2 separate regions of the Homo sapiens genome follow, and region 2 is linked to region 1. A link is a loop called in an ENCODE intact Hi-C map of the cell type or tissue named here. Cell type or tissue: GM12878. All regions are shown on one strand. Links, peaks and the distances in the headings refer to the core of each region. The heading gives the core; the rest is flanking DNA. Region 1 overlaps EFHB (EF-hand domain family member B). Region 2 has its middle 140 kb from the start of SGO1.

Region 1 (15,475 bases), core at 5,090-13,089:
CAATATGGTGAAACCCCATATCTACGAAAAATACAAAAAATTAGCCTGCCATGGTGGCACACACCTGTAATCCCAGCTACTTGGGAGGCTGAAGCACAAGAATCGCTTGAACCTGGGAGGCAGAGGTTCCAGTGAGCTGAGATCGTGCCTCTGCACTCCAGCCAGGGTGACAGAGACTCCATCTCAAAAAAAAAAGGAAAGACTGGGCTTCCGTCCAAAATTTCTAAATTGCATGAAGGAAATAATGTTTCAAATGTCGTGCTCCAATAAGAGAAGACAGTATACATAAAGTAGATTTTTAGGCCAGATATAGTAAATGCATAGTATCAAAATTAACTTCATTTCTTCCAAATTAGTTTAAGTCCATAGGTCATAAATTCTAGCTAATGTACACATATGAGCACCCTGGTAAGTTTCAAATCAAGGTTTTCTCCATTTCTCTCCTTCACTCAGATATCACATAATTTCTTCTATGGCTTCGGTGACATACAGATACTGGGTTGTAGAAACACAATTTTCACTGAGAAAATTGCTCTGAGATAACTGCTCTCAGAGCTAAGAATTGGCTTATTTCCTAAATTTGGTGGGAGCTATGAAATCTTGTATGCCTTGTTACATCTTTGACTTCCTAAAATTGAAGCTCAGCCCGCTGAGTCACTTCAGTTAAGTGACTATGAGTTTAAGAGCCAGGATGGACCTATGGTCTTCCCAGTGAGAAGCAGCTCAAGACGCAGCTGCTTAAAGGAAACACACCTCTCCCCAGGTCTTCCAAACACCTTGGCTGAAACTAGGCAGAAGCAGAAAAAAGGGAGAGAGAATTTCCTTGGATTTTTAACTCACTGGACACTAGATAATTTGATTTCAGTCTTGAATTACTTTGAATTTTATCTTCAGATTTTAACTGGCAAGGAAATTTAACATTTGGGTATTATTTATTCCTGTGAATTTGACACTAGAAAGTTTATTCAAATTTTATCATCTTCATGTTTATCATCTTTATGTTGGCATTTTATTACCAGAGTATCTCAATGCTATTATTTATTCTCATTGTAGAATTCTCATTGTAGAATCCCTTATACGCTATGTTGGACCACATGACTGGGCATAAGTTGGAATGAGAAATAGAATAAAATGATAACTTTTTTATTTGTCAATGGAGTTTCCTTGACATTGAAAACGTACAGTTCTGACCCATTTTATAGGCTACCAGGGACAAAATATAAAGAACCCACCAGTGGTAGGAGGAGGATACACAAAGGAACCTCAATTGGTACTTTTAGAGTAGATTTAGGAAAGTGAATCAGGACCATCCTGAAAGATGGCTTATCTCCTCCCTTAAGGGCAACGGCCCCATGCCTGCTTGACCATAGTTTGATGACTTAAGCCAAACGTGTTAAGAAAGCATGAGTTTAGAGATCATTTGGAAAAGATTGCTTATTCCCCAAACCTTATAATGTTTTCTTTTGTCTTGTTTTTGCTGTCTTAAAAGCTTTCAATTTGTGGTTTTTAATATATGGAAAGAGCTCCTCTAGCTGTATTCTTCATTTGTTCTTTTAAAGAATTAATTTTTAAAAGACAAGTAATTTTTTAATAGAAAAGGAAATGTAAGGAAGTCAAGATCGCTTTTTTTTTTTCTTAAAATTTTTCACCTGTAGCGGGCGCGGTGGCTCACACCTGTAATCCCAGCACTTTGGGAGGCTGAGGCAGGCAGATCACAAGGTCAGTAGATCGAGACCAGCCTGGCTAATATGGTGAAACTCCGTCTCTACGAAAAATTAGCCTGACATGGTGGCACGCGCCTGTAGTCCCAGCTACTCAGGAGGCTGAGGCAGGAGAATCGCTTCAACCCAGGAGGCAGAGGTTGCAGTGAGCCAACACTGCGCCACTGCACTCCAGTCTGGGTGACAGAGTGAGACTCCATCTCAAAAAAAAAAAAAATTCACCTGTAGTTCCATGCACAAGATCTAGCTTTTAGTCCACTACATAAACATGAATCTCCTTACTCTTGGTGTGTTACTACATTTTGATCACCTGTGACAGAAATTGCAGTTCAAATTGGCTTAACCAACAAAGAAAATTAAACTTGGCATCACAAATCACACTATGAATTCAGACGGCCAACTAAAATATATGGAATTCTTAGGCCTACAAAACTTCTAATATCATTCTGAACTGTCTTTGCTGAGGCTGAATGTTAACTCTTCAATCACTTGTCAAGCTCTTAGGTGCTTTATGGAAAACAATAAATTTTAAAATCCAAAATCTAATTTATTAGCAACACATACAGGCATATGAGTCTTACCACTGTGAACTCTAACATAATATCTAAAACCAGAATGGATTCAACATTTTAGATAAACACAGAGTTAATAATTCTTTTGCTTGAATGAATGAAGTCCAAAAATATCACATGAGTGTTTTACACTTGATCCGGTCTGCATGCCGTAGCTCATCTAGAACATTTCTGATGTTCTCAACACAAACTTCTCCTCTGTGATGCTTTTTTGATGCAAGATTCCATACATTTTCAAATTCTTCATCAGACAGTTTGACACCAATGTTACACAATATCTCTGCAATCTAGAAAAAGGCATTTAAAATAGACCATGATTTATATGTTTTAAAACTTGTAATGAAAAATATCTTTATAACATCTAAGACTATGGATATTTTTCCAAAAAAGTATGTGTGAAAAGTATGTGTGTGTATGTATTTGTGTGTGTGCATGTGCTTGTATATATACATAATGAGAAAATATCAAAATTCTAATACTGTCAGCTCAGGAATAATTTTGTTATTATAATATGAGGGTGTTCAAATACACTAGCCAATATATAAAGTTATTTTCAACTTTAAATGTCTCATTATTTTAAGGAGAGGTAGCAAAATTTAAGTAAAAAGAGTGAAAAAAATAAAGAAGACTTGCTAGGTTTGAGTTCCATTTCAGTCATTTATTGTCATTTTGGTCTTGTGTATGTCACCTAAGCCACTTGAACATTAGTTTCATTTATTTATTTATTTATTTATTTATTTATTTATTTTTGAGACAGAGTCTCACTCTGTTGCCCAGGCTGGAGTGCAGTGGTGTGATCTTGGCTCACTGCAGCCTCTGCCTCCTGGGTACAAGCGATTCTTCTGCCTCAGCCTCCTGAGTAGCTGGGATTACAGGTGTGTGCCACCACACCTGGCCAATTTTTTTGTATTTGTAGTAGAGATGAAGTTTCACCATGCTGGCCAGGCTGGTCTTGAACTCCTGACCTCAAATGATCCACCCATCTCGGCCTCCCAAAGTGCTGGGATTACAGGCATGAGCCTCTAGGCATGGCCAAGTTTTGTATTCTTTAAAATACAAACATTTATAAAATGTATCTAACTGGCCTGTTGGAACTTTAACTATGTGTGCAAATGGCAGATAGTGTACCCATGATTAAGAGAGGACACTAAAAGCCAAGCACACTGAAAACCAGCAACCTTTGGTTACAAATAATCTCTCTACAGTGATAATTATTAAAACAGATGAAGGCGGGGAAAAACATGCTTCTTATGTCTTAAGAAAAATATAGGAAAGGAAAGTAAGAACTAGTAGCGGGAAGAAACAATAGAATGAGTAGTGGGAATAAAGTATGTGAAAACAAAATTTTAAAATGAAACTAAATTTAAAAGAAGCATTTACTATGAAGCATTCAGAAAAAAAAAACAAAAAGGGAAATGAAAAGGTTAGAAGCGAATAGCCAAAGAAATAAAATAGTTGCAGAATACATCTATTAAACAGAATCTCAACAATTAAAAAATCCCCTAGAAATGATGTACCCTTGTGGGAAATTAGTGTAATTAAATACAAATTAAGTACTATTCAAATACAAATCAAATTCTGAAATTCAGAAGAGCAGAGCTGCTAGCAACTGCAGCTATAAAGCAAAAACACAATACCCCTATGCATAGCTGCTATTTTCCCCACCCACTGGTAGTTTAAAAAGGCCCCTGCAGAGTGAGCTCAGGAATGGTTTGAGTCAGTCTTGAGCATCCCAGACCTTCTCCCCTGCTTCCTTCCCCACTCCTTGGAGGCTTTGCTCCAGTGGTTTGGCATTCTATCAGTAGTATGCTGACTACCTAACATGTCTACTGAAATCTATCCATCCTCAAGTCAACATTATTATTCCAAGCAGGTCTTTGACTTCTTACTTTTTGTCTAGAATTGTGGGATAAAAGATGACTTCCTAGTTAAAAGGATGACTTCCTTTAGGGGTTATGAAACAAGCAGGAGATTTCTGTTTCTTTTGGAAACCCTAAAGTTCTATTTCATAGGCCTTTCAGAGTGATTGAGGAAAGTGAAAACACAATCTGGAGGTTTTCTTCTTTGACCCACAGGAAGGATACCAAGTTCCTCCTTTGGGGCCAGTAAGAAAGCATCAGCCTCTGTCTCTTCTTCCTCTCTGTCCTGCGTCCGTGTGAAAGAATTGCTGGGATGCATCTGCCATTAATTCGGTTAGTATTTAATACATTTCCAAGCCATCAACCCTTCATCTGAAGTCCGAAAAGACATCGTATGTCTTTTCCTTTATCATTTCTAGCTCCAGCTATGAAGGTTCTGAAGAAGCAAGTACTCCCTGAATTATACCTGCTTTCCATAAGCACAGATGTAGACAGGCTAGTCTAACTGAGCACTGCTATCAATCTCTGGCCCTCAGCACCCCAGTGGCTATTCAGACCTAGCTGGTTTTATAACCCTAGCTTTATAACTCATCTAGGAAGAGGAACATCTCAGATGTGGGCATCATGTTTTCTGAGTCAAAAATAAATAAATAAATAAATAAATAAATAAATAAATAAATAAATAATTAAATAAGACAGATGTATTACCTTACCTGTGTTGTGGCAACAAGACAGAATATTTTAAATCAATGCTTGTCACAGATAATCTGAGACATATGATACCAGTGGACAAGAAGGGTAGCAAAGTGACCATCCTCATGCCCACTCTTAGTTCTAGAGGCCCAAGGCCATCAGGATGCTTACATAAGGAAGGGGTTGATCCTGTTCCTTTTCTCAACTAGAATAGTATTAAATGTTTTAGAAAAATATTTTTCTTCTTTACGTGGACCATATTGAATGTAAAATATGAATTTGCTCTTTCTGTCACAGCATAAATTCTACCTCAAGAATTGTACCAGATGTCACAACCAAGTTGAGGATTATTCATCAAGAATCCTATACTTGGGGATCCTGTAGACTTTTGTAAATATAAAAATTCAAGTTTTTAAAATTCTAAAATAGTAGTTGTTGATAGAGAAAACATTTCCATTTTTGTATGCTTATATGCTATACCTCTTCTTTTGATCTGGTCTTGAAGAAGTCTCTTTCAAACACTCCTTTCCGGGCAAAAATGGTAGGATATAGTAGTGAATATGCACTACCTTCTTCACCATAATTAGTTCTGTCACTGATGCGACGAATTCGGGGAGCAGGAATGTCAGATCGAATGGTTGGAACACCACAAATGGGGTAACCTAGGTCATTGATGAGGGAAGAAAACAGACATTCTAAAACAAAGCTGTGTAACACAGTAGCCACCAGTCACATGTGCATACTGAGCACTTAAAATGTAGCTAGGAAGAATTTTGGTGTATTCCAAATGTAAAATTCAAACATTTTAGTAAAAAAAGGAAAATATTTAATAATTGTTATATTGATTAGTTATTGAAATGATAATATTTTGAATATATATCGTATTAAAATTAATTTCACCTGTTTCTTTTTTTAACATGACTTTTTTTTCTTTTTCTTTTTCTTTTTTGAGACAGGGTCTCACTCTGTCACCCAGGCTAGAATGCAGTGGCATGATCACAGCTCACTGCAGCCTTGAACTCCTGGACTCAAGTGATCCTCCCACCTCAGCCTCCCAGGTTGCTGAGACTACAGGCGTTTGCCATCATGCCCAGCTAATTTTTGTATTTTTTGCAGAGACAGGGTCTCACTATGTTGCCCAGGCTGGTCTTGAACTCCTCACCTCAATTGATCCTCCCACCTTGGCCTCCCAAGATTCTGGGATTATGGGCATGAGCCACCATGCCCAGCCTGGTTTTCTTTAATGCTAAAAAGTTTGTAAATACATAGATGACTTCAATTTTATTTCTATTGGACAACACAGTCTAACGAGAGTAACAAGATTTCATTACTCTAGAATGTATAGCATGTCTATAAAAATCCAGTTGAGAAAAATATGTAAATCCTCAATCATGTCCTTATTCCAAGGATGTGATCTTGATCAACATAAAATAGTTTTTCTATATCACCAATATTCATCATGCTTCATATTGATATATGGATGTTATAGGTTGAATTGTCTCCTCCCAAAATTTAGATGGTGAAGTCCTAACCTCCACTAACTCAGAGTGTGACCCTATTTGGAAATAAGGTCTTTTCAGGTATAATTAATTAAGATAAGGTCATACTGGAGTATGGTGGGCCCCTAACCTAATATGGCTAGAGTTCTTGTAAAATGGAGAAATTTGGACACAGACATGAAAATGGGGAGAACACCACGTGAAGATGAAGGCAGAGATCAGGGTGATGCTGAAGAAGCCAAGTGGTGCCAAAGACTGCCAGCAAATCATCAGAAACTAGGGAAGAGGCATGGACAGATTCTCCTTTACAATCCACCAGAGGAACCAATCCTGCTGACACCTTGCACGTCAAGCCTCCAGAACTGTGAGACAATAAAATTCTATTAAGACACCAGTTTGTGGTACTTTGATACAGCAGCCCCAGCAAACTAACACATGGGGAATGAATATGCAGAGAAATGTTATGTAAAAGCTCTTTAAATATTTGAAGGCAGATATGTATGGAGCTAAGAATCATATGGTTTTAAAATCGTCTAATATTAATACTTGGTGGAGTCTGAATTACTACAATGTATAACATTCAATGTTCTGATCTATAATGGTTTCCATTTCATTAATATATAAAGAATCATTTTACTTTGGTCATCATTGGCAATTCCGTTCAATCAACATTTATATGTGGGCCTCTCCTCCCCAGGTGGTTAGAATATGAATTAAATGCAAGGTACAAAGCTTTGGGAAACTTAATCTAACGGAGAAAGGCAGGGGACAATGCAAGGACAGACAGAGGACAGTTTGTTGATGCTTTTAAAACTTGACAAATAAGTGACATACAAGTAGAAGGAATGGCTCCTACAATTGCATTGATCTCAGAAGAAGTTGTCTTATAGTAGTTGGAAACTTTATCACTTGGTCTCAGAAGTGTCCGGAGAGTCTTTTCTGTGCTTCCTGCTTCTTTTAAGACAATATCTTCTGGCTTTATGAGGAGAGTTTGTTCAGGTTCTTCAACATTAGCCTCAGTAGGGTTTACACAATCTGGTTTTCTACCTTTAAGGAAAATAAATGAAAGAAAAAATGCAGGAATACATTACTACTTAGTGCTTGCTGCTCTGTAACAGGATAAGTTTTCCCATCTAGTCTCTTCTTGCTAATGGAAACAGCTGGCATGACCCCTCCACTGACCCAACACCCAACTGTGGAAGAGTAAGTTCAGGCCAATGTCATATGCCAGGAAATCTGAACATGGCCTAATGTTTTCTTCTGCTACTCCACTCACTTTATTCTAGAATAAAGCTTTGAAATATGAGAGACCAAATGTAAACACAGAATCCATTCATTTCTTTTCTTAAAAAAAAAAAAAAAAAATAGAGCGGCCAGGCACGGTGGCTCACGCCTGTAATCCCAGCACTTTGGGAGGCTGAGGTGGACAGATCACCTGAGGTCAGGAGTTCGAGACCAGCCTGGCCAACATGATGAAACCCCGTCTCTATTAAAAATATAAAAGTTAGTCAGGCATGGTGGCAGGCGCCTGTAACCCCAGCTACTCAGGAGGCTGAGACAGGAGAATCACTTGAATCAGGGAGGCAATGGTTGCAGTGAGCCGAGATCGCGCCATTGCACTCCAGCCTGGAGGAAAACAGTGAGACTTCGTCTCAAAAAAAAAAAAAAAGCGTATTTTAATATTTAACTTGAACTACAGAGTTTTTCCTAGCACTATGCACTAGGGAGAAATAAGACAAGACATGCTTGTAGTGGAAAATTCCACATCTACTTGACTGGGGGGAGCATGCACTACAACATCAAGAGAGATGATAAGAACTCACTGTGAGCTCAAGAACTGTTTCTACAACTAACTCCTGACAAGTCAGTGTACAAAAGAAAACCCTGAGATAGAACTGAAGTTGTAAGACTGTCCTCTTTTGCAGATTGCTTTGCTGAGCCAATTCTGAAATTTAGGAATAAATTCCTGCAATCTTTTTCAGATCTGGTTACTACATATATACCACTAGAGAGCGCTGTGGTGTTCCCATCTTTAGAAAAATTCTAAAGGTTCTGGGGGAGCCCAAGTAAGGGTTGCAAAGGCAAGTGACCTGCTGGTATTAGAGAAGGGTGGATACCGTGGCAAACTAGAAAAGACTTACGTCTCTGAAGAACGCATTCCTCCCCGCAACCCCACCTCTCCCCACACTCAGTTCCTGCCAATTGCTGCTCTGAAAATTCTCAGGCCCACTGTTCCAGATCCTCTAACCCTCCACCTCACCAAAAGTAGAAATCTGGACAAAGTTTGAAAAAGAATTTCTCAAAAAATTGGAAGATTACTTACCCACTTTTCTCCAAAAGTCAACAGTAAGATAGAATTTGGTATCAGAAAAATTTTGGCAGAACATTCCTGGGCCCCCTCTAGACCTACTGACTACAAACTTGACAGTTTCTACCCTAAAATCATAGAAGATGAAAATCCTTAAAAACTCCATTTAAAATGGCTGAAGAAATCAGCATCCAAAAACCAGAAACAATTTGAAGAATTATCTGGTCTGAAATAAGCTTTTGCTTTCTACCACTACTTCATGAGTTGTGCCAAGAAGGAAGCTCTGTCACCCCTGTTTATGAAAGGGTTGGAGTAGAGCTGTTTTCTATAAAAAGCTTCATTAGGTAGGGAAGATTCTGATGCTTTCCTAGTGGATAGAATAGAAAGGCTAACCCATAAGGGCTCGCATCATCAAGAGAGACCAAAATTTGGTTTTGACTTCACAGAAAGGCATGACCCAAGAATAAAAGTGAAAATAGTAGTATCTCCACTTTTTAGAAGAGAGACATCCCGAGAGAAAATAAAAATGTAAATATCTTTTTAAAAAGCTGAACCTCTAATAATTAAGATACAAAAATTAAGGTAGGCTGGATGCAGTGGCTCATGCCTGTAATCCCAGCATATTGGGAGTCTGAGGAGGGAGGATCCCTCAAGCCAGGAGTTCACAACCAGCCTGGGCAACACAGCCACTCAAGAGGCTGAGGCAGGTGAATCACTTGAGCCCAGGAGTTCAAGGCTGCAATGAGCTATGATTGCACCACTGCACTCCAGCCTGGGCAAACAGAGTGAGACACTGTCTCAAAAAAAAAAAAAAAAAAAAAAAAAAAGCAAGGCAAATGAGGTATTATTATAAACCAACTAAAGTACAACAATGTAAGAATTTTTGTTTGAAATAACACTCAATGGTAGTGAGATTGGAGTAAAACCTCACAGACTTAGCTGATAAAATTGCAAATCAGTAAAATCATTTAGAAAAGCAAAATGAAAATAGAGTTACTTCTGAGACAATAATAACATTCATAAGAAATGAGAAATAAAAAGCTTTTTGAGATATGATCATTATAGCATTGTGCATATTACTTTTAAAATATCTAGAAACAGCCTAAATTTCATAGAGTGAAGAAATGGTTTAGTAAATCATAATATATCAGCATGAGGGAACTGAAATGTAGTTCATAGAAACCAAAAAAGCATTTCTTCATTCCTTAGAAATATGAAAGCTGGCTGGGCATGTTGGCTCTTGTCGGTCATCCTAGCACTTTGGGAGGCCAAGACAGGAGGATCACTTGAGGCCAGGAGTTCGAGACCAGCCTGGGCAACATGGTGAAACCCTGTCTCTGCTAAAAATACAAAAAATTAGCCAGGCATGGTGGCACACACCTGCCATAATCCCAGCTACTCTGGAGGCTGAGGCACGAGAATCACTTGAACCCGGCAGGTAGAGATTGCAGTGAGCCAAGATCACACCACTGCACTCCAGCCTGGGCAACAGAGCAAGACCCTATCAAAAAAAAAAAAAAAAAAAGGAAGAAGAGAAATGCGAAAGTTAAATTTTAAAAAGCCTTATATAGTATGTTCAGTGTTATTTTAGACATGCTTAAAATATATACATATACACATATGTATATATGTATATCTATATATGTAATGATACAGAAAGATAAAATGTAGGCCAGAGGTATCCAACCATTTGGCTTCCCTGGACCTCACTGGAAGAAGACTTATCTTGGGCCACACATAAAGTACACTAACACTAAGGACAGCTGATGAGCTTAAAAACAAAATGTCGCAAAAAAATCTCATAGCGTTTTAAGAAAGTTTACAAATTTGTGTTGGGCAGCATTCAAAGCTGTCTTGAACCAAGGGTTGGACAAGCTTGATGTAAACATTATAACATTTGAATCAAAAGTAAAGATTATGCTGTTTTTCCTTTTTATACAAAATTTTTAAAATCTAATTTTATGTCAAATTGTGTGTTTCCTGGGAAAGGGAATTAACTACTCAGATAATCGTTTTTAAACAGGTTTCTGAGAAACTGTCTTTTATATTTTGAGCTTCAGTGTAAGTTTTGTGCTTTTAATTTTTTTGAATAAATAATACATGGTTCCAAACTCAAAAGATACAAAAATATAGATTAAAAAGTGAATCTCATTGCCACCCTGTCCCTCAGCCATCCAACTGCCTCTTCCTGGAAATAATAAATATTATTGATTCTTTCCTACACTACTACAGATATTCCATGCATAAACAAGCAAATAAAAACCATGTATAAATGTATATTTTTATTTTTCATATAATATTAAAGTTGAATATAGCTGAGCTCTTAGAAAAATTAAAATACAGAAGTCCATTTAAGAATTCAGCAAATGGCTAAGCATGCTGGCTCACACCAATAATCCCAGCACTTTGGGAGGCCAAAGCAAGAGAATCCCTTGAACCCAGGAGTTCAAGGGCAAGTAGGACCAGCCTGGGCAACATAGTGAGACCTCGTCTGTATTAAAAATAATAATAATAAATTTTAAAATTTAAAAAAATAATAATTCATCAAACCTTCAAAAATTAAATACCTTTAATAATGACCCTCTCTTCATACTCTTTAAGAAGCATTTTGTCTTTCCAGTTAAGAAAATTTGCGAATTCCAGATAGTTAATGAAGCCATCATTATCCACATCACAGTAGTCAAATAGCTGGTCCAGGAGCTTGTCATCTAAACTCAAGTTGGCCTGGTCACAAGCTTCCTGCAGCTCGTCTTTATCTATCATCCCATCTCCCTTCTGTTATACAGGAAGCAAAAGAACATAAAATGGGAGTTGTCTTCAAGAGCAGAGTAGGCAACATTATTTAGTTTAAGAAAAAAGAAATAGCTTCATCACATAAATTCAAATTTGTCTCAATTTTCACAGAAGAGGAGTCAAATACGCTGGTTAGACCGTGGTAGAGCATTATTACCATGATATGGGCTTGACATTTCATATGACCAATAGGTGTGTACTTTTGACAGCTCTCTACAATTTTTATCCTTACAAAGTTTTTAATACCTTCTGTGTTTTAACCTGGCAATAAATGGCCCTTCATTTCATTGCCTGTTATTAAGGAGAAATTGGGGAGATAGTTGCAGGACAAGTTCACGGAGGTGGGTTCAAAGACAGTGGTCTGGTTTTCATAACACTCCTATGGGCAAGAGGGAAATGCTACCAATCTGATGGTCAGCCCCATTGAAACAAGTAACACTAAGATTCATCCTGGTAAGTAGGGGGAGGAGGGTGGAGGGAAAAAGTCTCACCTCCTTTCAGACAGCAGTTAAAGACAGAAGTACCTACACTGAGTATGAACAGAGGGAAATGTATAAGGGCTCTCAGCAGAAACTGGCTGATTCACTTGGGAGATGAAGGGGCAGAGCACACAATGTTCGTTAAGGAAGAATGTCAACAGCTGGGACATCTTAGCACTCAGTCCCTCCTGCAGTCTATCAAGCCAACCTTAAATCCATTCAGAGATGATGGCAAAGGTCCCAGTTTTCTTGTTTGTTTCTGCAGTGAATTCTTCCTGCTATAAGGGAGCTTTGGCCCCCTCAGAGAGACTTCCCTGAGAGGAAATAACTCCCAAGAGGAATCATAAATGAGTCACTGCGTAGTATTTAAGCTCTTACTGCCCAGGACTGGATTTACAATGCTGATGGAGGCAATCCCCTGGAGAACGAGAAACTGACTCGATGAATTATAAATTCTTGCAGTCAGACCCACAGCCCTGGAAAACTTCCCTACTTAACCCTTGTATTCAAACAGAATGAGAACTTAAAATATATGATCTTGACAATACAGCTGCAAATGCCCTGGATTAAAGCAGACTCCTTTATAAAAGTCTCTACTACAGGCCAGGCACGGTGGCTCATGCCTGTAATCCCAGCACTTTGGGAGCCTGACCAACACGGAGAAATCCCGTCTCTACTGAAAATACAAAATTAGCCAGCGTGGTGGCACATGCCTGTAATCCCAGCTACTCGGGAGGCTGAGGCAGGAGAATCGCTTGAATCCAGGAGGCCGAGGTTGCAGTGAGCCGAGACTGCGCCATTGCACTCCAGACTGGGCAACAAGAGTGAAATTCCATCTCAAAAACAAACAAAAGTCTCTACTACAACCAAAAATGCAAACCCACACTCATCCTAGCTGAAAAGCAATGCGGGATGTGGCTGTTGAATCAAGAGAGCCCCAAAACTGAAACAGATGCTGTCAACGATAAATTACCGCCTAATATGCAGGGCTTTGTGTGCACTGAAAACACTGGTGGTTTGTTTCATGGAGCTACCATGCCACCACCATGCCACTCAAAATCAAAGTAAATATTTCTTACTTACTAGTGCAAAGCCATTCTCTCCCTCTGCACCCTTAATCCCTCCCTCCCCCAAGCCCTGATCTCATCCGCTTTAGGGAGAAAGATGATTAGAAGTAGGACCAAGGGCTCCAGGTCTTCAAGAGGGATGCATCTGTTCAGTGGGGTGAGATTCTCACATTTTTATGGTTTGGATACAGTTCCCAAAGTCATCATCATAGTCAGTCCTGGGAGAGGATGGTAGGGAAGGATGTCCGAATTCAGTTAATGGGGTTTGGGCACAGTTTGCAGAGAAGAATTAAAGATAACCATGTATTATTGCTACGGCTTCCAAGCCTGAATATTTAATTGGTATTGATGCTTTCCATGTCTGTAGAGTGAATGTTCATATGTGACAGAGGGGATTATCCTGATCAAGAAGAGCCATGTATAGACAATTGTTATTACCTTTGGGACCCCATAACCCTAATGACTCCTTTGAGTTACAAGTCTATAACTGGTGGTTTTGCCAATTAGAGCCTCTGGAAAAGAAAGGCAACCTTCACTTGGAGGTGCACCGTGAAGTTTAGGACTTATTGCCTCCCTAACATAATTACCAGGTAGACCTCTTTTGAAAAGCAGCTATTAGCCTGTCACTGAGCTCTTCTGGAAACTGAACACTGGACCCATGGAGGCCTTCTGACTCTCCAGCCAATAATCATTTTGAGGCCGGCCAACTTGGACTAAATGACTAACAAAATGAAAAAGGAGCAAACAAGCCTCATATGTCAAATGGAAATGGCATATTCAAGAATGCAGCCAGCCCAACCCCAGTAACATCTCAGCTTTACGTGTAAAAGAGTAGCAATATTTTTGTTGTTGTTATTGCTGCTGCTGCTGAGACAGGCTATCAATCAGTTGTGCAGGCTGGAATGCAGTGGCACAATCATAGTTCACTGCAGCCTCAAACTCCTGGGCTCAGGTGATCCTCCTGCCTCAGCCTACTGAGTAGCTGGCACTACCACTCCTGGCTAACTATTTGTGTTTACTTGTAGAGATGGAGTCTCACTATGTTACCCAGGCTGGTTTCAAACTCCCAGCCTCAAACTATCCTCCTGCCTCAGCCTCCCAAAATGCTAGAATTGTAGGTGTGAGCCACCACACTCAGCTGAGAAGTGATCCTTTAGAAAAAAAAAATTATTCACCACTCTGTCACCTGAAGCAAAGCCACTGGCTCAAGAGGACCCTCAATTCACAGAACCTCCTCTAAATGCCTGGGCCTGTTTCACTTATAGTCTGGCTGAGCTGAAACCTGGTGGTCTTCACTGAGCTAAACTAAAGGCCATTCTCATGGCTCTGGCAAATACTCCCCTTGATAAACCTGTTATATTTTTACTGACTCTTGGGCTGTTGACTGTGGCCTACCTATTTGGTTGGCCACTTGGAAAACAATAAAATAGCAGATTAAAGACACCCCTTTAAGGGACTGCAAACTATAGGACAAAAATTATGGCTACTGATTGAACTATCTGGGTAGTTCATGTAGATACTCACCATAAGCATGGGAATGATTGGAATCAAGCTGCTGATCAAGCCTGAACCATCCAGATTGCCAACATTGCTGCCTGTACATACATGGCAACACACCCCCATTACACACAGAGCACAAGGTAAAGAACTCCATGTTTCTAATGCAGAAGCCACCACTACATGCCAAACTTGTGACTGCCAGAAGTTGACTCATTTGTCTTACGGTGAGAGAGGACACATCACACATAGGGATCTCCCTCATGCTCCTGACAGACTGACTACAGTGAACCTCTGACCCCTCCCTCCTCAGAGCTATTGGTGGTGCCACACCAATATTGACACTTATTCAAGTTATGGAATTGCCATTCCAGTCCAATCATATGGGTCTAGTCCCAACAGTAGGGCCCATAAAGTTAAGTTAATCTGGGTTGTGCGTTTTGCTTTCTGGAACATTTTCAGTCTGTCAATGGGGTGCACCCTATAGCACAAAAGCTATTCAGCAATGAGCTATTAGTCAAGGTATTCAATGAAGCTTTCTTACTCCCTACCGTCCATTGTCATATGGTATTATTGTGCATTGGAATGGCCTTCTCAAAAACTGTCTACTTCTCTCACCAGCTCCTGGTGCCCACATCTTAGTAAAGCTGTTTGGTCACTCAATGCAGCTGTCCCCAGAAAGGACTCATTCTATCTCAGCTGCTTCCTGAATAATAATCAGAATAAAAGGGGCAGGGGTTATAAAGACTTATTTTGAAAATTGGTGTTACTTCCATGACCATTCCTGGACATGGTGCAACAGCACCATGCAACAGCAATCCCGGGCCAGTAGGGTTGGTCCGCCCTTTTGGTAGCAACCAGGCATAAAAAGGATTCTAGGAGGTTCAAATTTAATTCTATTTCAGCCTCCTGATTTTCTTGTTGGGTTTACATAATCCTTGATCATAAGGATAATAACCACTTGGTTGAGTATACTTCTCAAAAATC
Region 2 (15,475 bases), core at 4,581-12,580, 440 kb after region 1:
AGGCTGGAGTGCAGTGGCTCCATCTCGGCTCACTGCAAGCTCTGCCTCTCGGTTTCACGCCATTCTCCTGCCTCAGCCTCCCGTGTAGCTGGGACTACAGGCGCCCGCCACCACGTCCGGCTAATTTTTTTGTATTTTACTAGAGACGGGGTTTCACTGTGTTAGCCAGGATGGTCTCGATCTCCTGACCTTGTGATCTGCCCACTTTGGCCTCCTAAAGCGCTGGGATTACAGGCGTGAGCCACGGCACCCGGCCGAACTCCATGCTTTTTAAAGACCTTTACAGGTCTCTGAGTTCTTGTAGTTTAGGAAATCTAGGGACCATTTTCCAAGATCTTAGGGAATCCATGGATCAGATCCTTAAGACAAGATGATATGTCAAAGTCAATAATGGCAGATTCCTCAAAGGATAAATACTCTGTCCACAAATTCTTTGACATTCCTCTCAAAATAGAGGCCAGCCTTAGGGACTCATGTCTAACAGGTGGAATGCAGCGTGCTCCATGATTTGTGAGGCTAGAGAAGGTTAGAGAAGGTGAAATAGCTTTCATCTGACTTTTTCTTGGAACACTCTCCTTTGGAACCCAGCCTGTGTTCATGTCCAGAATTATATTTACTGAGTGACTTTGCCTAAGGCATTTAATTCTCTCAAATTTAGCAGTCACATGGCAAGATCACATGTTGGTATTTCCAGCCACGTCTCCAGCTAAGGTCTCAGCTGAGAGCCAGCATCAACTGCCTGGCATGTGAATGAGTAAGTGAGCCTTTAAATGGTTCTATTATCCAGCCTTTGAGCCACTCCAGCTGGGGCCATTTGGAGCAGAGACAAGATGGCACTATCAAGCCCTGCCAAAATTGCAGGATTGTTCTGTGTTTTAACCATTTTACCTTAGGTGAGGTATGGTGAGGCCAGGCAGAGATCAAGAAAGAGAAGCTGGAAAGAGTTTTACAATTTTGTTACATTCATTGTTCCCTGAGAACACAGTATGCCATGCAGGGCCACTCAGCAGCAGAAGCACTGGGATTGGTGGTGCACAGAGAGAGAGGGGAACTCTGGGAAAGTGCTTTTATTGCACTGTGGGGTTTCTGTGGGAGAAAAAAAGGTGAGATAGGGCAAGTAGGCTTTGGATAGGCCAGTTGAATATTAGGAATAAGTGGGCTGATTGAATTGAGGAATCAGGGGCCTCTGAGGCATAAAGACTGTCCTCAGTTTTCTGGTATGTGGTTCTGAGGTGGTTAGGATGGGTGTACAGTGGCCCAGAACGAGAGAGCCTAATAAGGGAGATGCTTGAAGATGGATATAATTGACTGCTCAAGAAGGGGAACTGACCAGCCTGTAGCCTGAGCCTCAAAACTGGGCTAAGACAGCATTTATAAATCTATAATGCAGTGAGCAAAATAAATATTGGCATCATTTTAAGCCATCACTTTGAGTAGTGTATTATGTATCAATAGATAATTGGAGCTTTCTGACTGTTGGTAGTTGTAGAAACTCACAAGATGAAGAGTCTGTTGTGCTCTTCTAGACATAGAGAGAATGTAATATCCCTGTCAGCTTCTAGGACCCTTCTGGGTCCCTGAGTTAGAGTTCTTCCCTGGATATGATTTACTAAGTCATCACATGGGCCCTAAAGCCTGGCCCAAACTGCGGCTCTTGTGAAGCCCCGAGGATGGGCTTTCTGTAGGTCTTCATGGGACAGCAGTGAGAGAGGAGCTTCCTGGATGTCAGAGAAAGAAGGTCTGTCTTAGCTCACTCTCAAGAGTAAAGGTTTCTGTCTTAGTTTGGGTTCACCTCAATGTAAAGCTTGAGAAATGAATTTGGGTGCTTATAATTTATTTGGGGAGGATCCCAGAAAGCAGTAGTGAGGGTATGAGAAGAGTTAGACAAGGATGGAGGAAAACCCAATGTAAGGGAGTGAAACAAAGACTTGATTCTCCTGGGGTCTTCTGAGAAGCATACTTTGCAGAAGCATCCACCTGTAGGATACGAGTCAGAGACATTTATCTGGCCCCCCTCATTTCCCCGTAGGTTGAAGGCTATCTCTGAGAGCAACCTTTGAACTATGCTTGTCCTTGGTCTGAGCAGGCTTCTATGGCATTGCATCAGAAAAGGCCTTTTGGCAGAAAGCAGAAAGATGGGTGACATGCCCTTGATGCCCTCAACCTGAGGGTAGTCTGAGCTCATGTGGATTTTTGCTAAGGCTGAAATTCAAGGTGTCCAGGGTGATGTGCTATGAAACACCGAGGTATCTGCCACAAAGTCAGGATAGGAAAATTTACTAAAATTGGAGTTAAAGGTCTGAGTTCCAGACCATAATTATACTAAGCAACCATGGCCAAGGCACTTAGCTTGCAGATTTAATTCTCTCATATATAAAATGAGGATAACATTATTAGGTGACATTTTTGTGGAAGATACAAAGCCAGGGACAGTGAGTCACAAGGAGAGGTGAACTGGCTGGCTGTCAAGGGGCCTCCGGAGGAGGTGTTACCATGGGGCATTTGCCATAACCTATGGCGACTAGGGTTTTCTGTATTCTCAGAGTGGCATCTTCTTTCAAGACAAGGCTTGTAACCAAATTTGTAAAGATTGACCTATAAATCAGCATAAAAGTTTATTACTTTAGAATGATAAATGTGAAAGTCACTGAGCATGAACAGTGCTATTCTTTGGCTAGGCCATACTGTCTTTGAAGGCAAGGAATTTTGGAAGTTCAAAGTCAGAAAGTTATTAAGTGAGAATAGGATCCAAATAAAGATAATTAGTTATGTGGTTGAATTTTGGAGCACCAGGGTAAGGGTAGCCTGATGTATCGTTTTCTATTACAGGAATATTCCTCTCCCTTGAATAGGCATCAGCTTCTCTGACTTGTCCAGTGATTTTTTTTATAAAGTAATTATTTATTATAAAGTCATTATAATGACTGAGGTATTGGCAAATATCTTCAAACTTGTCTTATGCGTGTCTGGGATTCAACTGACTTATAAATCAACTTTGCATGTCTCTATCACTATGCATTGTATTGATTTTGCAGTGCAACTCTCAGAGGGAAAGGGTTTTTTTTCTTTTTTCTCTTTTTTTTTTTTAACCAAACTCTTCAGGGGACAACTCATCCACTATACTGCCTGACAGGGTTATTGTAGAGATTAAAGGACATTGTTAAACTGATAAATACTGTGAGTTACTCTTGACATTATTAGATCATGGACTCCAGTAGGCAGTAATGGGCTCTGGTAAGTAGAAGAAAAGAGTTTTATAACCAATGAAATAGAAAAGTATTCTTAAACATTTTTTTTCATTGAAGAGTTAAAGGACTTTTGTAATCATGAATAAAAGAGGTTGTGTTATTTTTTCATTAGCCGAATACTGCACTTAAAACTAGACTACTGTTGATCAAATTATAAACTGATATCCAAAGCACTGTGACGGATTTTATTAGGAATTGTCAAATACAGTGAAGGGGGAAACGACATGTATAAGTCTGGGTTTATGGAACATAAAATATAATTTTTAACCTATTGGAGATAGACTAATTTTTAAAAGCTCAGTGTAAGAGGAACATTACTAACCTGGAAACTGGGAGACTAGAGCACTTGCCTTGTTCTGCTGACTAAAGAGCTGTATGACTTTGGCCAATTGTCTCATGGGAACTCAAGTTTTCTCAACAGTAAAAAGAGGACTAGTTTAGCTAATTCTATGTGCATTTTAGCTCTAAAACTTTCTGAAACAAGTAAAGATTCTTGCGGGTAGGAGCAATAGGAGTCAGATAACTTTAAAAAAGTGTGAATATTTTAGAGGAAAGTAAGAGATGGGAAGAGCTTCAATTGTTGTAAAAGGGAAATTGCTAACCTGTATTCCAGAAAGTTGCAGTCTAACATTTTCAATTTTCTGACACTAAAATACAGAGATAATACTTGAAGAAAAGTTCATAGGAAGTCCCTAATTATGGTGACCAGCCATCCAAGTTTGCCTGGCACTAAGAAATTTCTCAGAAAGCAGGACTTCCTCTATTAAATTGGGGAAAGTCCTGAGCAAAACAGGATGAATCAGTTTCTTCCTTACTCCTAACATGCAGTCTGTGTTATTTCAGTATAGCTTCCAAACTGCCCCCTATGATGATGGCAGCCAAGTGGTAAGAAAAGTTGCTACTAATAAACTTTAAACCCTACAAATGGTGCTTCTGAAAGGCATATAATACTTAGGTGATGAATAGAGTTTTAAAGTCACAAGCTGGGGAATGTGCATAAAGGAAAGCAGACTAAGAGACAAGAGGCTAGAAACAAGCTTTTTTCCCAGTGTTCTGTATCCAGTAATTTGTTCATTCATATCTTCAGTGTTGTGAGTATACCCTCTGTGTGAAATTCAGTGCTTGTTGCTGGAAATGAAAACAAATGAACAAAAAATTCATCTCTCATGAAATTTATTTTAATCTACCTTGTTGTTATTAAATGTCTCTTCCCATTCGTCTTCCAGAGCACTGTCCTGTAAGTACTCACACATCTCGGTTCTGAGTCCAGGGCCTAGTACTTGGCAGGCACTTGATAACTATTTATTGAATTGAATTTCTGTTGTTCCCTTTGTTCTTCTACCTTTTAAAAAAGAAACTCTCTTTTCCCTTCTTTGTCTCAAATAATTCCACTAATATTTTTTCTCCAGGACTCAAAGCACTTGGCTAACATTTTCTGAAATCTTTATAGCCTGTCTCTGAAATAGGTAAGAAGTACAGTGATAGCAATTGTACCTATCACTGGCTATGGTCTCTCTTGGTTCTCTTATATCCTATTACTGATGGTTCATTTGAGCTTCCACAGAAGGTCAAGACACAGTTTAATAGTTCTCATGGCTCATTTTGGGCATCTGCAGGGCAGCAGACTCAGAAAAATATGTGGACTTCAAAGGTACTTATCAGAGGAAATTCAGATCAAAGCAAATAGCACGGTAAATACACCTAGTGTGGGGCTCATGTTCTACAGCACAGGGCCTATAAAGGTCTCCTGAGGACGTAAGCCAGAAACAGCCACCTGGAGTTGTAATTTTCCAGTCCTTCTGGAGATTTAGGTGAGGTCATTGCTGTGGATTCCATTTTGAAGTTTGGCAGCAGGAAGTGATCTTGGGATTTAACTCTGTCCGAGTGTCACTACACTGAAAATAGGACAGAATAATAAGACATTTATGACAAGGCTATTTGCTTTTTGCATAATGTATGGAATTGAAAAGCTAAAAATATTACTAAATTTAAAAAATCCCTAATTAATTCCTATCACATTCCAGGGAGAAGATGAGGGTTACGCTAGTTTTTCTTTTTTTATAGAAAGGACAATTGGATTTTTTAAGTAACTATTAAGGTTCACACATCAAATTAACAGCAATATACTCACATAGACATCTAATGTGACCACCACAAAACATTTCTTGGTATCAATGGGTTGTGCATGTTTGAAACTATCTAAATTGTTGGACTTCGCTCAGATTCTAGGATTACAAGCCGTATAGTAGGTGTGCTGTTTAATTTAATTTAATTATCTTCAATCAGTGTGACCTGGTATTTGCATTATTAATAGCCTTTATGTTTAGATCTGTCTGGTTGCTCCAATTTAGACAGACAATTTGTGAGTAGATACGCCTTTCTGCAATTGGATAAACTCCTGCACATGGGTAAGAAATGTCTTAAATTTGGAAATAAGCAATTGGAAAATTAGTTATCTTGTTAACAAGGCAGCCAGTCCTTCCTTAAGTGTGTGTTTACATGCATCTGAGTGTCTGTCTGTCTGTGTGTTATCTACCTGATTTTATTACAGATCATCAGTAACTCTTAAAAAAGAAAAAAAAAACAGAACTGTTTATAATTCTGCAGGGTCTTGATAAGAAAAATGCAGTAGGAAGGAGTTAGCTCAGTTAGTAATTCTCTTTCACTACACTTTGGAGATATACATAATTAAAACAAGTCTGTCTGTCTATCTGTCACCTACCTGTCTATCTATCTATCCATCTATCTATAATCTATCTGTCAATCAAGGAGTTAATATATTCATGTGGTTCAAAAATCACAAAGCAAGGCCAGGTGTAGTGGTTCATGCCTGTAATCTCAGCACTTTGGGAGGCTGAGACGGGTGGATCACTTGAGGTCAGCAGTTTGAGACCAGCCAGCCAACATGGTCAACCGCCCCCGCCCGGCATCGCTACTAAAGTTACAAAACTCAGCTGGGCATGGTGGTGCGTGCCTGTAGTCCCAGCTATTCAGGAGGCTGAGGCACGAGAATCTCTTGAGCCCAGGAGGTGGAGGTTGTAGTGAGCTAAAGTGGCGCCACTGCACTCCAGCCTGGGCAACAGAGAGAGACTCTGTCTAAAAAAAAACAAAAAACAAAAACAAAAAAAACTCACAAAGTATAAAATAAAGTTCATAGTTACAAGTCTCTCTCCTATTTCTTGTTACCCCTCTGCCAAGACACTGCAGTCATACATAATGATTCTTCTTAATTTCTTGCGTCCAGATTTTCAGTTTAAAAAATTTATTTAAAAGCCAATTAAAATATGGCTTCTTTCCTTCTTTCTTTTACAAAAAGGTAACATATTACAGACACTCTTTTGCAGTTTCTTCACCTAACAAAGTGCTGTGTAATGGTGATCTTGCCTTAGCAGCACATAGACAGCTTCCTCTTTTTTACCTAGCTTCATGGTACTTCATTTTATAGGTGAATGTTTTTCAAATTTTAATATATATCAAAGTTACATAGAGGGCTTGTTAAAATACAGATTGCTGAGCTCTACCCTCAAGTGTGAGAATTTGCATTTCTGATAAATTCCCGGGAGATGCTGATGCTGTTAGTCTGAGGACCATACTTTGAGAACCACTGCTCTAGATATATTATAATATGTTTAGCCTGATGATAGACAACAGAGATTTCTCCAACCTTTTGCTACTACAAACTATGAAGGAATGAATATTCTTATTCATATAACCTTTCAAACTAGTATAGGAGTTTTTGTAGGATAAATTTCTAAAAGTGGATTTTCTGGTCCAAGTGTTACATATATTTGTAATCTTGATACAAATTTCCACTATAGTGTCAAATTGGTGGTGATTCCAATGTACACTTCTACCAACAATATATAAAAGTGCCTATTATACCATACCAAAAAAGCTTATTATAAAAACTATATCTGCCAGTCTAATAGATAAAAAATGGTTTTAATTTGCATTTACCTTTTCATGTAATGGAGAATTATTTGTATTTGTTTTTTGAAATTTACTTTCTGGAGTAAGTTTCCTAATTTTTCTAGAATTCCAGTTTCTTTATTTGTAAAATGAGAATATTGGTAATTTTTAGGAGTTAGGCAGTTCAAACTGCTGTGGCCTCAGGACTTTATTTTTGGTCCCAAGTAAGTGAATGAATTCTACTTCATCTCATTACACAATTTCATTTATTTGTCCATTTATTTACTCATTAATCATTCAGTATCTATAATATGCTAAGTACAGGACATAAAGAGATGTAAACCTTATTTTTGAGGCATTTACTGTCTACTAGAGGAGACCAACATGCAAATGGTTATGTTACAATAAAATGATGGCTGTTAGGATGGAGAAAAGAGACAGAAACAAGGGGATGCAGGTCAAAAGCAACACAGGTTTATTGGACGAAGAAACCTGTGGAGGGGGACACCAGCTATGTGGCTGGAGCTCGAGCTCCTTTTACAGACTGGGGCAGTTACAGGTCTAGCTGGGAGAGGTGGAATTGTTGCAAAATGGGATGGGCGGTGTGGTTAGCTGCTGATAAGGGAAGAATTTCCTATGGCCAGGCAGTTGGGCCTGAGACCTGCCCGACAATGTGTTTCCCACTGCTGGGAAATTTCCACTCTGGCCAGGGTGTACAAAACGGTGGGAGGTTGACAAAATGGCGCAGCTTGGGCTAACAATGGCTGTAACAAAGGTCCCTACAAAGCCCGGGGAAATGAAAACCTAATTGTCTCTGGGGGAATCAGGGAAAGCCTCATGCAAAAGATAGCTTTCAAGTGACACTTAATGATAAGGAGGCGTCTGCCAGGTGGACAAGTGGAGGAGGGTATCCAAGGCAGAAGAACAGCTTATGCAAAACCAAAGCAGCATGGGGAAATATGGGTATTCAGGGAACTAATGTAACATTGATTCTTGAACAGAAGGGATGGGAGAAGGGCAACTCTGGTTTTCTAGTTCCCATTTGGGGTGGGAAAATGGTCTCAATTCCTTCAAATTGGCTCGTTCCAAACCCCAGACTATAATATAAATGTTTCCCTCCTATTTCCAGTAACCAATTTTCTCTCTATTAGATCTCTCATCTAGTCCTCTTTTGACCATGGCATTTGTGGTTTGAACTCTTCTTTGTCTCAAATGAAGATTTATTTGAGGCCTTGCTGCATGAGCTTGCCAATTTAATGTTCCATCCTCTGCCACATAATTCTTAATGAGAGAGTCAGAGGTTAATAGAAAAATAACATAGAAAGGAATATATCTTATGCTATAATTTTAAGAGTGTATATTCTCAAGGACTATTTGTGCAAATGGGGAGATGCTCAGAACATATTATACAGAAAAGAGAGAGGATGCACAATGTCTAATGATAAAGCAAGAGTTGTGTTTGTTATTTTTCATATATAAATCAGTCTATCAATCATCTATCTTATTTATTTGGCTATAAAATTCTATATTTTTTAAAATTAATATATTCTGATATATTTCTACATTATTAAAACTCTTCATAGACAACACATTTAGGCTGCCTTGACTGTCATCCTTGCACCATTTGGTGGATGACCACAACTTGGTTCTTTATTCTTCTATTTTTAGACATTTGGGTTTGTGCATTTTATTCATATAAGCAGAGATAAAAGAAAGAAATTATTAACAAAGTTTGTCTTAGTCCATTTTCTGAGCTGCACACAGGTCTACTTGGGCCACAGCTGGGGTGGCTGAGGAGCACTGTGCTGAAATGCAGAGAGCAAGGTGGCCCTGGTCAGTAGAAGGTGCCCTCAGCCATATCCTGAAACCATTCTGCCCTTTTGGAGCTCTAGGCCCATTATGAGAGGAGCAGCCTTGAAGATCTCCACAATACCTTTGAGGTTATTCTCCCATTGTCTTGATGAATGACATCTGGCTTCTCTCCAGTTATACTAATCCCCTCATCGAAAGGTTGCTTGGCCACACCATTGCATGCTTTACATTCTTTTTGTGGACAGGCTACAAATTTTTCAAATATTTATATTCTGTTTCCCTTTTAATTATAAATTCCATCTTTAAATACTTTCTCTTTTCTCTCATTTCACTGTATATAATTAAAAGAAGCCATGCAGCACTTTCAATATTTTGCTCAGAAATTTCTTCTGCCAGATATCCTAGTTCATTGCTCTAAAGTTCTGCTTTCCATAAAGCCCTTGGGCATGAACAATTCAGCCAAGTTCTTGGCTATTTTTTTTTTTTTTTAACAAGAATGGCCTGTACTCCAGTTTCCAATACCTTGTTTCTGTTCCTCATTTTTGTGTGAGACCTTATCAGAATTGCCTTTACCATTCATACTTTGGCCAGCTTCCTGGTCACAATGACTTAGTAATGTCTAAGAAGTTTCAGACTTTCCCTACATTGCCTGTTTTCTTCTGAGCCCTCACTAGAATGATACTTAAAGCTCTGTTTATGACAAAATAGGCTTTTTCTAGCCTGCTCCTCCAAATTCTTCCAGCCTCTGCCTATTACCTAGTTCCAAAGTTGCTTAACACATTTTCAGGTATTTGTTAAAGCAACAGCCCACTTCTCCTGCACCAATTTTCTGTCTTAGTCTGTTTTGTGCTGCTGTAAGAGAATACTGCAGACTGGGTAATTAATAAAGAACATAAATTTATTGGTTCACAGTTCTGGAGGCTGGGAAGTCCAATATCAAGGTGCTGGCATCTGGTGAGGGCCTACTTGCTGTGTCCTAATGTGGCAGAAGGCATTACATGGCCAAAGGGCAAAGTGGGTGAGAAACAGCAAGTGGAGGATGAAACTACTCCTGTAATAATGAACTCATTTCCATGATGATGACATTAGTCCATTTGTAAGGGCGGAGCCTTTATGACCTACACACTTCTTAAAGGTCTCACTTTTTAATACTATTACAATGGCAACTAAATTTTAACATGAGTTTTGGAGGGGATAAACATGCAAACCATAACTGAATTTATCTTGGATAATGGGTTAATGGGCAAAGATGATCTCTGTAGTTAATTAAGAAAAGCCAAAAAAAGCCTGGTATAAGAAAGATATTTTGGCTATAGAAGCATCAATGAATAATGGAAACAGTGATATTTCTCATCTATTTAGCATTGTACCAGCATCGTGTTAAGAGTCTAATGTGTTTTAGATTTGGGCTGCTTAGTTCTCCAAAGACCACACTATGAAATCTATGCTATTATCAACTTAAACTTCAGCCCCTCTACCCAGTCCTTCCACCCTAGGTTTGGGGGAGCATGCACTGAAAGCCCCAACCCTCTAATTATACCTTGGTCTATCTAGTGACCAGCCTCCCTTCTGAGGCTATCTAGGAAGCCCCAGCTACCAATCATCTCATTAACATACACAACATACTCTTATGACACTGAAGATTCCAAGAGTTTTAGGTTCTATAAGTCAGGAAACTGGACAAAGAAAAAATACATACAGTCATGTGTTCCTTAAGGATGGGGATACATTCCGAGAAATGTGTTGTTAGGTGATTCTTCATTGTGCAAACATCATAGAGTGTACTCACACAAACCTCAATGGTATAGCCTACTTCACAGCTAGGTTCTATGGTATGGACTATTGCTCCTAGGCTACAAACCTGTATAGCATGTTACTATACTAAATTCTACAGGCAACTTTAACACGATGATAAGTATTTGTGTATCTAAATATATCTCAACATAGAAAAGGTACAGTAAAAATATGCTGTAGAAGATACAAAAAATGGTACACTTGTCTAGGGCATTTACTATGAATGAAGCTTGCAGGACTGGAAGTTATTCTGAGTGAGTCAGTGAGGGAGTGGTGAGTGAATGTGAAGGCCTAGGACATTACTGTACACTACTGTGGACTTTATAAACACTGTCCACTTAGGCTACACTAAATGTATTTTTTAAAATTTTCTTTTTTAATATTAAACTTAGCTTTCTGAAACATTTTTACTTTATAAACTTTTAAGTTTTTAAAAAACTTTTTGTTTCTTTTGTTATAACACTTAGCTTAAAACACAAATACATTGTACAGCTGTACAGAAATTTTTCTTTATATTTGTATTCTATAAGCTTTTTTTAAATTTTTTAATTTTTAGAAAACTTTTTAACATTTTTTGTTAGAAACTAAGCCATAAACATACACACTATCCTAGGCCTACACAGGGTCAGGATCACCAATATCACTGTCTTCCACCTCCACACCTTGTCTCACTGGAAGGTCTTTTGGTATAATAGCATATATGGAGCTGTCATTTCCTATGATAACAGTGCCTTCTTCTGTAATACCTCCTGAAGGACCTGCTTGAGGCTGTTTTACATCTAACTTTTTAAAAACCATAAGTAGAAGGAGTATACTGTAAGATAACAATAAAAAGTATACTGTAGCAAATACATAAACCAGTAACATAGTCACTTATTATTAATTACTGTACATAATTGTATGCACTAGACTTTTATATGACTGGCAGCACAGATTTGTTTACACCAGTATCACTACAAATATGTGAGGAGTGTGTTGTGCTATCATTTTATGACAGCTATGATATCACTAGGCAACAGGAAATTTTTGCTTTATTACAGTCTTATGGGACCACCATTAAATATGCAGTTCATCACCAAAATGTCATTAGACAGAGGATGATTGTGTTTCACAGTATCACAACTACCTTTCCCCAGGTGACTTAGATAAGACTCAGAGATGAACCCCTTGTTTACCCAGGACAAGGTCATGTACAGAACCTCCAAATTTTCATTCTTTATCTCACAAATGATTAGCTAAAATATTTTTCCCTATTGACCAAACTGAGAACATGCCCATTAATTTGACTTGACCAAATTTTGATCAGGGTTCTCTCCTTCCCCCAGACCCTGAACTTTGGCCTACCCTTGAGCACTGGAACATGAAACAACCCCTGCTTAATTGACCTTCCTGAGAATCAGCTTACTTCAGGAAAACTCATTCCCTGATCAACTGTTGAATCAGGCCATGCATCGATCCCATGTCTCCACAACTGGTTCTTTCTAGTGTTATTTACTCCTCCTTAGAAAAGAAACACCCCTTTCTGCCAGACCTTTGGGATTCTTGCAGATCTCATAATCAGAGCATTCTTCCTATTGCAATAGTTCTCCCTCCTTATGCAATAGTCCTTCTCCCCTTATTGCAATAATCTTTAAATAAGGTCTTTTCTTACCTAAGTCTGGATTTTTATTTTTAATATACTTTCTCTAGAGCAGTTTTGGGTTCATGGCAAAATTGAATGGAAAGTACAGAGATTTCTAGTATAGTTCCTGTCCCCACACAGGTATAGAAGCTTCTCACATTATCCACATCCCCCACCAGAGTGGTACATTTATACCACTTGATGAACCCACATTTACACATCTTCACCCAAAGTCCATAGTTTATATTAGGGTTCACTGTTGGTGTTGTACATTCTATGTGTTTGAAAAAATGTATAGTGACCAAATAAGTCCATAGTTTTACCTTTTCCAGTATATAATATATTTGGAATCATACAGTATGTAGTTTTTTCCCATTTGCTTCTTTCATGAGTAATATGCATTTAAGTTTCATCCATATATTTTCATGGCTTGATAACTCATTTCTCTTTAGTGCTGAATAATATTCCATTGTCTGGGTGTAGTAGAGTTTATTCATCCATTCACTTACTGAAGGGCATCTTGGCTATTTCCAAGTTTTGACAATTATGAATAAAGCTGCTATAAACATCCATGTGCAGGTTTTTCTGTGAACATAAGTTTTCAATTCCTTTGGGTAAATACCAAGAAGCATAATTGCTGAATTGTATGATAAGAGTATGTTTAGTTTTGTAAGAAACCACCAAACTGTCTTCCAAAATGGTTATACCATTTTGCATTTCCACCATCACTGAGAGTTTCTGTTGCTCCACATCCTCGTCAGCATTTGATGTTGCCAGTGTTCTGGATTATGGACATTCTAATAGGTGTATAGTAGTAACTTATATTGTTTTAATTTGCATTTTCCTGATAACATATGATGTGGAGCATTTTTTCATATGCTTATTTACCACCTGTAAATCTTTGATGAGGTGCCTGTTAAGGTATTTGGCCATTTAAAAAATCAGATTGTTTGAGTTCTTTGTTGAGTTTTAAGAGTTATTTGTATATTTTGGACAACAGTCTTTTATCAGATATGTCTTTTGCAACTATTTAATTCCAGCCTGTGGCTTGTCTTTGCATTTTCTTGATGAATTTGTTTTTCACTTGATAGATTTTTTAGAAAAAAATTGTAAAAAACTTTGAAATGGCAAAACAAAAAAGATTGTCTTGCTAGTGCACTTTTCAGAATTATCTTTTTTTCATTGTCTTTGAGCTAATTTGCCATGTTGTAAGCTTTAGAATACCAATAATCATGGTTCTTCTCCTTAGAAATGCAAATAAACTGCATCCAAAATGTAATTGATTATTGCCCAAGGATAGATAGACCCGTGTGCTTCCACTTGTAAAATTCAATTTAGTATTCTTTATTGCCTAGATGTGTATGGTTCTTTGAATTATCTTTTGAACTGGTTATAACATCTTACTGGTTCTCTCATTAATTAATGCATTAAATAAAATCTTTGATACATATTTATTTTTGTATTCATTTGTATAAGCATCATGATTCTACCTTTTTTAAAAAAATTCTTTAACATATAGAGAAGTTGGTATACCTTGGGCTACAGAGGTAGTGGAGAATTGTCTCAGATACAGGACTCTTGGGCCACAAATCAAATGCTCTTGCTTGCCATGTTATACTTGGAAGCAAAAAGTTAAAATAGAGAAGCAGAAGCATGTTGCCTATTAGGACCAATGTGCGAATAGTTAAAGCCATTGTTTACTATGAGGAACTCCAATTGAAAATAAAAATGAATAAATAAGTTCATTTAGAAAAAGCTGAAAACCTACATTTCACCTAGAGTAGGTTCTGCCAAAAAGCCTCTACTAGCATTTGGGAATCAAAGCAATTAGCAGAGAAATTAGGCTGCTCTTCTGGGCTTAAGGACATTCCCAAAGCTAACTCTGATTATGGAATTCTTAATTAACATTCTGAGAGGGTGGTCACATGGGGCTCTGTGCCCAGGGTGCCTTAGCAGTTGCTTTGTTTGAACGAAGTCCCCTAGTGTTAACAGTTGGATATCTGCAGATTAAGCGCAGACAATACTTGGACAGACAATTGAAAAAGTAATTTTTTGATGCTTTCCCCAGCTGCTGCTGAAAGATTAGCTGGGATGTTATCCAGGTTCCTTCACTGTAGCTGATAAAACTTTCTGAGAGAAGCACATGAGTTTCTACATTATTGTTGATTTAGCTGAGGAAAGAAGTTAGAAACACATTTGCACTTCTTTTATGGGTCGTGAGTCAACTAATCTAGATTTTGCTTGCTAGACATTGCTCCTGTTGGGAGGAAACACATTACTATATACAGACAATCGGTTAAAAGGAAACTATACGGCTGGGCGCGGTGGCTCACGCCTGTAATCCCAGCACTCTGGGAAGCCGAGGTGGGTGGATCACGAGGTCAGGAGATCGAGACCATCCTGGCTAACATGATGAAACCCCGTCTCTACTAAAAATACAAAAGAAAAAAAAATTAGCCAGGCATAGTGGCGGGCGCCTGTAGTCCCAGCTACTTGGGAGGCTGAGGCAGGAGAATGGCGTGAACTTGGGAGGCGGAGCTTGCAGTGAGATCCTGCCATTGCATTCCAGCCTGGGCGACAGAGCAAGACTCCGTCTCAAAAAAAAAAAAAAAAAAAAAAGGAAACTATACAAAGTGGTTATTCTATTTGTCTTTCTGTCATCCATTCTACTTCATCCCATTTTTGTGGCCACTATGATTCATGTCTCCTGCACTGGATTGTGAACAGGCAAAGCTCCTTGGGGTTACCCGGTTTCCTTTGCCACAAAGGATGGAGATTTCTGACCTGGGCAGATTTTAGTGTGCAGATGATACTCCCTTTGGTTACAGTGGTTGTTTGGGGGTGGACTAATTAGAGTAAAGCTTAGAGTTTTTGTTCATTAATTATGGAAAACCCTATCTTCTTGTATGTTGGGTATGTTTGAAAAAGAACTGTAGCCCCACTTTCTGCTGGCAGTGCTCTTATGTCCATAAGAAAAGCCATCTTGAAGATCAAGTGGATCCAGAGAGGACTGCCTCAAAGAATCACAGAGAAAAGAAATTGGAGCTGTAATGAAATTGCTCTGAAGGCCCATTCAACCTCTAGATTTTTC

The links. A loop is a pair of places that touch in the nucleus more often than their neighbours do. Peaks named below come from ENCODE experiments on the same cell type or tissue, not always from the same donor. Only the 100,000 strongest peaks of a DNase experiment are listed, where the experiment ranks them.
Region 2: a loop joins it to region 1, with 2.0 times the contacts of the local background. A loop is called at or near these places in 3 of 110 quality-filtered maps.

What each region holds. Positions count from the first base shown.
Region 1 is chr3:19,877,225-19,892,699 of GRCh38, forward strand. It overlaps EFHB (EF-hand domain family member B), which reads right to left. Exons shown (of 13, transcript NM_144715.4): 10 at 11,220-11,427; 11 at 7,179-7,391; 12 at 5,326-5,507; 13 at 2,248-2,580. The coding sequence ends at 2,407. Among named protein-coding and RNA genes, the nearest start is that of EFHB, 49 kb to the right of the region's middle. RefSeq lists an enhancer at 9,834-10,003. In GM12878, for the core only: a CTCF peak has its summit at 8,337 (motif pointing right); no DNase peak of the experiment used is centred there.
Region 2 is chr3:20,315,737-20,331,211 of GRCh38, forward strand. No RefSeq gene overlaps it. Among named protein-coding and RNA genes, the nearest start is that of SGO1, 140 kb to the left of the region's middle. In GM12878, for the core only: no CTCF peak of the experiment used is centred there; a DNase peak (open chromatin) is centred at 9,555.